Regions from separate parts of the Homo sapiens genome. Here region 2 is linked to region 1. The links are chromatin contacts, found by Hi-C or POLR2A ChIA-PET in ENCODE. All regions are on one chromosome and are shown on one strand. The core of a region is the stretch at or near the end of the contact, and the rest is flanking DNA. Distances in the headings are between cores, read along the strand shown.

Region 1 (5,246 bases), core at 1,860-4,359:
AGGTTATAAACAAATATTAGGCCAGTGCTTTCTTATATGCATGAGAATCACCCAGGGATCTTGTTAAAATGCAGATTCTGTTTTAGTAGGCCTTGATGGGTCAAAGACTGTAGATTTTTAACAGGCTCATAAGATGCTGATACCGTTAGTCTGAGGACCACATTTGACAGCATAGGTCATCTGTTTTCTCAATGCACAAATTGTAACACAGAAACTGCAAACACCTAGACAATTTCTTAGTGCCATAAAAGGGAGCTTGATTTTAGCATGCCTTTACAACAGCTACCTTGAACACCTTTGGTAAACTTGTTTGGGTCAGAGGGATCCATGTGCTGGAGAGGAAGTTGGTTTGAGGCAGTGAGTTCCACAGATGCCTTTAGCTCTCTGACTGTAAGTGTGGTGCACCTGCAGAAACCAGGTGCATCTTTATTAGCTGGGGCTACACCTTGACATAATCCTAACAGTTGTTAAAGAAGGAATTCTTCCCGCCCCCACCATTTCTTCCTTTTATGTGCCTCTTTTGCCTTGTCTCATTTCTTGCCTTGTGACTTAGTAGACCAAGGTAGGAGATTCGTGTTGGGTCACTGAGGGCGGGGTCATTGGTCCCGGAACCTGTGGCCAAGGGACTCTTCGGTAATGAGAGGTGATATGGGCTGAGTGGATAAAAGGGGGACTTTAGGTGGGTTAGCGAGGGTGGCTCTGGAGTTAGGGACTAAAAGTTAAAAGTTGGGTATACCTCATTTCTGCTAGCAGGGCTCTAATTTTCTAGCTCAGGTTTCCCCATTGACTTCCTACTTTATTCTTTTTTTTTTTTTTTTTTTGAGATGGAGTTTTGCTCTTGTTGCCCAGGCTGGAGTGCAATGGCGTGATCTCGGCTCACTGCAACCTCCGCCTACTGGGTTCAAGCGATTCTCCTGCCTCAGCCTCCCGAGTAGCTGGGATTACAGGCATGCACTACCACGCCTGGCTAATTTTGTATTTTTAGTAGGAATGGGGTTTCTCCATGTTGCTCAGGCTGGTCTCGAACTCCCAACCTCAGGTGATCTGCCTGCCTCATCCTCCCAAAGTGCTGGGATTACAGGCATGAGCCACCGCGCCCGGCCCTACTTTATTCTTATAATCACACTCCAGTCTAGAGCTTTTAAAAAATTAACATTTTTTAGAAGGGAAAAATTTCTGTAAGTTGTAATTGATGTTTATTAAGCACCCTGACACCACATTTATTATAAGTGGGGATAAGACTGAGAATATTTAAGCTCTGTGCCTGAAAAGTTGTGTTTTAAACTAACTTTTATTTGTTTACACTGCCATTGAGTAGTTTATAAGGTTTTCTGATTTGCTTTCTCTGGCCTCATCACTGTTTTTGGAGAGGCAGCGTACAACCTATGTACAGCTCTGGAGCTCGCCGCAAGACTCAGGTGGTGGTCATTCTGCTTTTGAAATTGAACCAGAAAAGTCCTGAGGAATGTAACAATATTTTTTCTTTTTGCCCCCCTGCTAGCTTTTTTCTAGCCCTCCCAAAAATGTGTTTATGTTGCTGTCCATGCATGTGGAGCAGTCTGGAATTCTGTGTGACATTAGATAGTGAAAAAAATAGATTTCCCACGTGACTGAGGTTATAGGAGTGAGAAATCTTGGATTATGCAAGGACTCTTTGATTGGAAGAAGGACATTTTGAGATGAGATTTATTTTAAGATATAGTAAAAAAAAACCTAGTATACAACTTTTTGTTTTTTTCTAAACTAACCCTTTTCGGGGGTGACAGGATGGGGTGTGGACTAGAAGCAATACCAAACTTTTAAGTATCAAATCTTCACTCAGAAGAAAAAAAATGTCTTCAGGGTGAAAGAATAGCTCAAATGCGAAAAGCCTGATAGTTATATAATTTGAGAGTAGGGTCTGGCATATTATAGAGGACTCCGAGAGCCTGATCCAAGCAGCCTGCCATTTTCATCACCCCAGGATTATCTGTAAGGACAACTTTACTGTCTGTCACCTGCCAGGTCTCAGCCTGGCCCTTGTGAGTGCCAGGAAGTTTGTGTCCTCTGTTTTGCCAAGCTTAATTAGCTCTAGAAATACCCTATCAAAGGCTGTCTGGCAGTGTTCCATTAATGGTATGGGGTGAATTCAAAAGCACTAATTAATTGTTAGATTATTTGCAAAGCCCATGCTGAAAAACCTAATGCCTGCAGGAGAAAGTTGGCAGAGAGACGGTACAGAGATTAGCTTGGACCTTACCCGGCTCAATTGCGTTTTGGAATTGGGCCAAGAGGGGAGTTGCTTTTCTTTTTGGAGAAGTGCTTGTGGCTATATTGTTTTCTAAACTGCCAGTGTACTGCTCTAGGCTCTCCGTGAGGGAGCTCATATGGACACTTGCAGACCTAGAGAGCCCAGAGACCATCTTCAAGAGGTTTTGTTTATTTTTGTTTTGTGAGAGAAACACAATTGTTTAACTTTCATTAACTAAATAAATTCTTCGCAAGGGCCTCTTCTTAAATAGAGGAAAAGGAACTCTAGTTTGTAGTGTAACAATTCAGGTTTTAAGTGTTAAATGTTCAAAGGAGCCAGGATCAGGGCTTTAAATAGTTTTTTCTTCTTAAAATAAAACAAGTCAGGTTCCTCATGTCCTCTGTTTAGGTGGCCCAGGTCAGCAAAAAGTGAATTTTCCAACTGCTACTGCAGTTGGAAGATGCTGTTTAAAAAAATCTTCATTTGAAATCAAGTGCATGCCAATTTAAGGTCAGGGTATACTACATGCAGGAAAGGAAGAAACAGGTAAACAGGTTTGCATTATTTTGCTACATTTGACATATAGAATGATAACACCTATAATTAACTCAGCTTGACAAATTGTAGACAAATAATAGAAGTCCCTGTCCCTTATAGATGAGAGAGATTTGAGGCTTTTGGAGCCAAGTGCCAGTTTCTGTTGACTCTGAAGGCAACGGAGACAGCTGAAGATCAAAGTATAGAAGGATATTTCAGACTTATCTAAAAGCCAATTGAGTGTTATATAAGGGAGCTGTGTGTAGCTCTGTTTGAAAACATCCATCCAGTAATCTTCCAGTTCCTGAGCCTGGCCCTGCCTCCTGTTGACAGGCCTCAGCGTCTTTTTCTTGTCCTTTTGGGCTTGAGCAACATGTGAGTAAGTACTTATGTACAAATCCCAGACCAAATCTTACTTTATTAACATGATTCAGAAGAAAAGAATTCTAATGAAAAATTTCAGAGGACTGTGCCGAAACATTTCGTGATGTTGTCAGATCTCCCTGAACTCAGGAAAGGCCCCCAAAAATCTATTATTTCTGTTTATTACTCAACTTGGAAAAAGCTTACAAGAATGCCTCAGGAGAGTATGCACTGGTTGAGGAATTTATTCCTGGGTGTACAGCATCCCCTACGTTTACTCTGTGTGAGGCGGGCTATCCTGAAACCCTGGGCAACCTGCCTGCTCCTCAGCCAGCAGGTCTAGAGTAGCAGCTTAGTATTTTTAACCCTTTCTGTCATATGACTCCCAGCCAACTTTTTGAGTTGATAGAAACACAGATCTGAGAGCTATGAGGAATTATGAAAGCCTTTGTACTGACAAAAGACTATGATTTTTCTTTGCTGCTTTATTATGGTTAAAAGGTCTCATTATGCTTTTATTTTGGAGAGGTAATTCTGTATAACAAGACCTACTTGTATATCCCAGTTAGGTTGTGAGATATCATGAATAACATTACAACTGATAGTTAAATTGAAGACTTTAAATGATTTTCCTCAAAAAGATAAAACTAAATTCAAGGTTATTCTAAAATAAGTATGGTTATTTGCATTTAAAAATATTTCAAAGGGAGAAAGAGAAGTTAGGATTACAAGTGATAGAATGAAAAGTGCTCATAATTTGTTGCCTGTAGTATCTGTTTTGCTATTCATGAACATGGTACACCCATTCATTTGTTTAGGTTTTCCTTAATTTCTTTCAGCACTGCTTTTGTAGTTTTCACTAGTTTCTTTTGAAGACTCTAGTGTGTCCAAATGTGAACAAGATTCATCATGTCTGTCTTATTAGAATTATGTTTAAGAACCTCTGTTTTAGAGCTGTAATGCTATCCTCTTCAATCTACTCTTCATTAATAATGATGAAAACTGATACTCCCTCTGACTTTCCTGGAGAGTGAGCTCAGGGGTGTGTAACTAAGGCTATTGCTAAAGTGAGTTATCGGCCTGGCTGCCTTTGCTCTAAGTTGTAGGAACTCAAAGCTCAGTGTGTACTGTGAGATATGTTCTTTAAGGCTGAAGGCTAGTGTTGCTGAGCAAGAGATGTAGTAAAATGAATATCCTTGTTCCTTTGGACTAAATGTCAGAGTTAGAGGCAGTCTTGGAACCCAAAGATTGGATGTTGTGCCTTTCCATCAGGCCGTTGGGCTTTCCCAGCAGAGTTTCGCTGGAACAGAGTCACTCCAGTGAACTTTCATTTTGGACTTGTAACAAAAGGATTTTGTAGAGATTTTACCCTCTGAATGTGGGTAATACCTGAGGGCTTTATCAAGATGAAGAGTAACTTTGTTGGGTTGCTGCACCTTTATTTAGGGAAAGTAATTCTCCACCACAGTGTCAAGAGTGGTCTTGACAGAGACATATGAAAGGTCAGAGAGTCAGGATCGTGCACTAGTTGTGACCTTGGGTTTTGGATTCAGGCACACAGGTTCAGGTCCAGATCATAGGCTGTGTGACCACAGGCTCAGTGTCCTCATTTGTAAAATTGAAGTATCAGTAGTTCCTGTCTCAGTTGTGTTCTTGTGAGGATTATAAATGAGATAATGCATATAAACCAGAGGATCACGTTTATTATGAATGAAACTACTGGAAATAGTATTCTTTGAAAATGTTACCATAGTACTTACCTAGTTTGGACTGCTATAACAAAGTCACATATAAGTCACACATAGATTGTATGTCTTATAAACAACAGAAATGTATTTTTCTCACAGTGCTGGAGGCTGTAAGTCTGTGATCAAGATGCCAGCATGGTTAGGTTCTGGAAAGGGCCTTTTCCAAATTGCAGACTGATGACTTTTCATTGTATCCTCACATGGATACAGTCCTCAAAAAGACAAACTAGAGAGTTCTCTGGAGTCTCTTTTAAGACACTCATACCATTCATGAGAGCGCTGTCCTCATGACCTAATTGCTCCACCTGTTAGCGTGCCCCATCTCCCAATACCATCACACTGGGGTTAGGATTTTAACATACAAATTT
Region 2 (5,246 bases), core at 1,692-4,191, 84 kb before region 1:
ATAGATAGGAACTCTTAAAGCTAGTTCTCTACAACTCCTACTCACTAACACTTTAAGCATTTTTATTTTGTAGATAACATTCAAAAACAAAAAAAAAATTAAGTTTATTTAGAGAGACCTCTTCTGTTCACTTGGGAGTGAATTTAGCTACTGTGATACAAATTAACCAACATAATAGAGAAACCCATTTATGTTTGGACTTTGGTATATATTGGAATGCCATGTCAGGTAAGTGGAAAAAGGGGAGATTGGTCATTTAATACAGCTGAGAAAAATGGTTATCCATTTGGAAAAAAGATAAATTGAATTTCTACTCACACCATAAAATTAAAAAAAAAATCAACTCCAGATGGATTAAAAACTTAAATGTCAAAAACAATAATTTAAGAAAACTTTTAATAGAAAACATAGGTGACTTGGTTGGGAAAAAGTGTCTTAAGACAGTAAAAATGTTATGTATAAAAAGAAGATGTAGATAAATTTGACTGCTAAAATCAAGGCCGGGCATGTTGGCTCCCACCTGTAATCCTAGTAGTTTGGGAGGCTGAGGTGGGAGGATTGCTTGAGGCCAAGAATTCAAGGCTAGCCTGGGCAACATAGTGAGAACCCCCATCTCTCCAAAAAAAATTTTTTTTTTGAGATGGAGTTTTGCTCTCATTGCCCAGGCTGGAGTACAATGGCAAAATCTTGGCTCACTGTAACCTCCACCTCCTGGGTTCAAGTGATTCTCCTGCCTCAGCCTCCTGAGTAGCTGAAATTACAGCCACCCACCACCACACCCAGCTAATTTTTTTTGTATTTTTAGTACTTTTTTTTGTATTTTTGTATTTTTGTATTTTTAGTATTTTTAGTAAAGATGGTGTTTCACCATGTTGGCTAGGCTGGTCTTGAGCTCCTGACCTCAGATGATCCCACCCACCTCGGCCTCCCAAAGTGCTGGGATTACAGACATGAGTGCCCAGCTAAAACATTTTTTTTTTAAAACCTGGATGTAGTGGCACACGCCTGTAGTCCCAGCTACTTGGGAGGCTGAGGCATGAGGACTGCTTGAACCCTGGAGTTCAAGGTTGTAGTGAGCTGTTACTGAGCCAGCCTGGGTGACAGACAGAATGAGAATCTGTTTCAAAAAACAAAACAAGGCCTGGCACCGTGGCTCACACCTATAGGCTGAGGCAGGTGGATCACCTGAGGTCAGGAGTTCGAGACTGGCCTGGCCAACATGGTGAAACCCCTGTCTCTACTAATAATACAAAAAAATTAGCTGGGCGTGGTGGCGCATGCCTGTAATCTCAGCTACTTGGGAGGCTGAGGCAGGAGAATCGCTTGAACCTGGGAGGCGGAGGTTGCAGTGAGCTAAGATTGTGCCACTGCACTCCAGCCTGGGCAACAAGAGTGAAACTCCGTCTCAAAAAACAAACAAACAAATAAAACAAAACAAAATAACAAAACAAAATTAAGAATTTCTGTTTGTCAATAGACATCTTTCTAAATGCAATGTATTATCATCCTGTGTTGGATCCTGGAACAGAAAAAAGACCATGTTTTCCCCCTGCCTCAGTGATAATAACAGGGTAGGCCAACTTCTCTCTTGGTCCATAGGAAAAGGGGGTATTCCTTTCTCTGTCTGTTCTCTGTAGTAATCTTTTTTTTTCCATAAAATCTTTCAGAAAAGATCTAGTAATTTTAGTAATACTTGAAGATTGACGGGAAACATACATTAACAATTTCTTTGTAGAACAAAAGTGATAGAAAACCTCAATTATCTGACATAAAAAAGGTGACACATCTTCATATCCCCAAATAGTTGCATCTTTTATTAGCCAGTACTATCCATGTAGGAGTCATATCTGACAAAAAAGTATAACTTTTAAAGACTAAAAACCAAGTCCAAAGCATATCAGTTTACACGCTCCTCCCCCACCACCACCAAATAAAAGACAAATGATTGTACCATCATTATTAGGAAAGATGGAATGATACCTTTCCATCACCCCACTCCCCTGTGCATGATTTCTCACTGGATGACTCTTCCTGTGCCCCTCCCCATCTCAGAATAGTCTGAATTCTGTCTGCTCTCTACGTGCCTCTTGCTCAGGTTTACAGGGTCAGGATTTCTTACCCTTGCCAAGCATTGGGCCCACTTAATTTGTCCTCAAGATACTGGTCAGTTACTCTCCTGTGGCCTAGCTACTTCTTTCCATCTTGCTGACCACCTAATTCCTAGATCTGCATCCTGCTTCTAGCCCATCATGATGATCTGTGTTCTCTTCATGGTCCCATGAGGCTCACTTCCAACCCTGCTTTGCAATTTTGAGAATTCCATAGGTCCACTGTCATTTTCCTGGTGGTGATGTGCAAAAGCAATGGACTAAAAACCCAAGGATCAGCCAGGTGCAGTGGCTCACGCCTGCAATCCCAACACTTTGGGAGGCTGAGGTGGGTGGATCACCTGAGGTCAGGAGTTGGAGACCAGCCTGGCCAACATGGTGAAACCCAGTCTCTACTAAAAATACAAAAAAGTATCTGGGCGTGGTGGCAGGCACCTGTAATTCCAGCTACTCGGGAGGCTGAGACCAGAGAATTGCTTGAACTGGGAGACAGAGGTTGCAGTGAGCCGAGACCACGCCGTTGCACTCCAGCCTGGGAAACAAGAGGGAAACTCCATCTCAGAAAACACAAAACAAAACAAAACAAAACAAAAACTCAGCGGTCTTTGTTCTAGGACCAGCTCTGTCACTAACCAGTGAAATCTTGATTGATCTGATTTTCCTCTTTTGTGAAACAGGAAACCTGGATTCAATCATCTCCAATTTTTCTTCCCCTTTAAAATTCTCTGAGTCTCTAATCCCAAGTATGGCCTCTTGACTCCTGGTCTTTCTTGGCTTTTGGCCCAGACCAAGATCACTGTTCCTGGACCCCAGCCCTGCCCTGTTTTCCCTGCCTCCATTCCTGCCTGACCCTGCATTCTTCTGCAGCCCGGCATTAGCATAGCTCCTCCTGCCAAATGCCACTGCCTTGTCTCCAGCTCTCCTTCAGAATTTGTACGTTTCCTTATGATATTATTTTATATGCATATGTTTTATCTCCTCAGTTGAATTATAGGTGACTTTAAAGCAGGAGCCCTGTCTTGTAACCTGCCTTTTCAGGTTACCTGCATATAGTGGACATTCAGGAAGTATTTATTTCTTCATTGAAGAGTGTCTTGAGAATTTATGTACTATTGTGAAAGCTTTCTTTTTTTCAGAGACAATCCTAAGTAAAAATAGCTTTGGTTTGCCTGATATAACTTGTTTCTCTCTCTCTCTCTCTCTCTTTTTTTTTTCATTTCTTTTCTTGGTTGTTTGTTTTGTTTTTGAGACAGTGTTGCCCAAGCTGGAGTGCAGTGGCGTGATCACAGCTCACTGCTGCCTCCATCTCCTGGGCTCAAGCGATCCTTCTGCCTCAGCCTCTCGAGTAGCTGGGACTACAGGTGTGTACCACCACACTCGGCTAATTTTTTTTATTTTTAATAGAGATGAGTCCTTACTATGTTGCACAGGCTGGTCTCATACTCCTGGGCTTAAGCAAACCTCCCGCCGTGGCCTCCCAAAGTGTTGGGATTATAGGCGTGAGCCACCATGTCCAGCCTGATGTAACTTGTTTCAGTGTAAAGATGCCATGCATTCTTTCTCTATAACCCTGAGTTCTCTTAAAAGAGCTGTTTTTATAAATATTTTGAACAATTTTATATTCTTATGGTAACCATTTCTCACCAGGCATTCTATTAAACTTGTCTCTCAGGTTATTTGGTATTATCTTTTGTTTGTGAGAGAGTTACCCAGGATTATAGGTCACTCCACTACTTAAAATCACACTGTGACTCCCATCTCACCTAGAAATCCCAATGCCAAGTCTGAAGTCCTAACCATGGCTACACCAAGCTGGCATCCCCACCACCTCTCTGACCTCGTCCCCTAAAACCCGCCTACTCACTCTGCTCCACTGGCTTCCTTGCTGCTTCCTTGCTGTTTTTCAATCACATCAAATATTTCCCAGCATCAGGAATTTGCCCCTTCTGTTTCCCCAGCCTGAAATACTCTCCCTGCACCCAGGCCTTCCCTGACAGCCCTGTCTGAAGTGGAGCACACATGGCCTTGCCAGTCACACTCGATTCCCCCTGCTCAACTCCATTTCTCTTCATTAAATTCATCATCAACTAACATATTTTGTATTTATCTGTTTATTGTTTATCTTCCCCACTATAATGTAAGCTCCATTGAAAGCAGGAACTTGTGCTGGCTTCTCTGCTGTATCCCCAGCAGAGTAGCTCCCAATAACTACTCTCATGTGCAATGAATATATGCTTGAAAAAAACCAGACCTGACTTGAAAAAATGTGGTGTTAGGCAGGTCATAAATTTTAGTTCAAGTAAATTTAAATTATCTAATTATGTTTCCGGTGCTGTGTTTTCCTACTGCATTAAAGATATAAAGTTAATAGATTCAGTAAATATTGAAATTAATTGGATAAATTGGGTGCCAGATGTGGTGGCTCATGCCTGTAATCTCAGCATTTTGAGAGGCCGTGGCGGGAGGATTGCTTGAGGCCAGGAACTTGAGACCAGCCTGACTAACATAGCAAGACCCTGTCTCTACAAAAAAAATTTTTTAATTAGCCAAGCGTGGTGGCATGGCACCTGTGGTCCCAGTTACCTGGGAGGCTGAGGTGGGAGGACCGCTTGAGCCCAGGAGATTGAGGCTTCAATAAGCTATGATCATACCACTGCACTCCAACCTGGGCAACAGAATGAGATTCTGCCTTGGTTCGACGTTTCCAAAAATATGAACAAGGTTCCTTTCACTTATTTTACCTTAATACCAGAAGCATAAATATTAAAAATGATTTCTTCTTTTAGCCACGAGGTGGCAGAATATGCACACATACTTTGTCAATGGCAGCGTTATTCTGTATCACCTTTTGGAAGCAGTAATACTACTGCTTTATATTTGAAGAGTACATTATAGCAGACAAAATACTTTCACAAACTGTGTATATATACACACATACGTATGTGTGTATACACACACACACATATGTGTGTGTGTGTGTGTGTGTGTGTGTGTGTGTGTGTGACGGAGTCTCGCTCTGTCGCCCAGGCTGGAGTGCAGTGGTGCAATCTTGGCTCACTGCAAGCTCTGCCTCCCGGGTTCATGCCGTTCTCCTGCCTCAGCCTCCCGAGTAGCTGGGACTATAGGCGCCCGCCACCA

Evidence for each region. Hi-C counts contacts between places; a loop is a spot of excess contacts on that map. ChIA-PET counts read pairs that join two places held with the same protein, here RNA polymerase II (POLR2A). Pooled maps may share reads with other maps.
Region 2: a map of IMR-90 shows a loop between it and region 1 (3-fold over the local background). The contact joins two enhancer-like sites. A Hi-C loop is called at or near these places in 6 of 168 maps with a recorded cell type or tissue (Calu3, IMR-90, ascending aorta and 3 more) and 8 of 50 pooled maps. POLR2A ChIA-PET finds 5 or more read pairs at or near these places in 2 of 52 experiments (PC-9 and naive thymus-derived CD8-positive, alpha-beta T cell).

Annotation. Positions count from the first base shown.
Region 1 is chr1:91,843,179-91,848,424 of GRCh38, reverse strand. The region is part of intron 2 of TGFBR3 (transforming growth factor beta receptor 3); the gene reads left to right. Among named protein-coding and RNA genes, the nearest start is that of TGFBR3, 40 kb to the left of the region's middle. Within about 2 kb of position 3,109, at least 21 of the 41 ENCODE cell types and tissues checked have a DNase peak (open chromatin) inside an H3K27ac peak, as active enhancers do.
Region 2 is chr1:91,927,131-91,932,376 of GRCh38, reverse strand. No RefSeq gene overlaps it. Among named protein-coding and RNA genes, the nearest start is that of BRDT, 20 kb to the left of the region's middle. Within about 2 kb of position 2,941, at least 2 of the 41 ENCODE cell types and tissues checked have a DNase peak (open chromatin) inside an H3K27ac peak, as active enhancers do.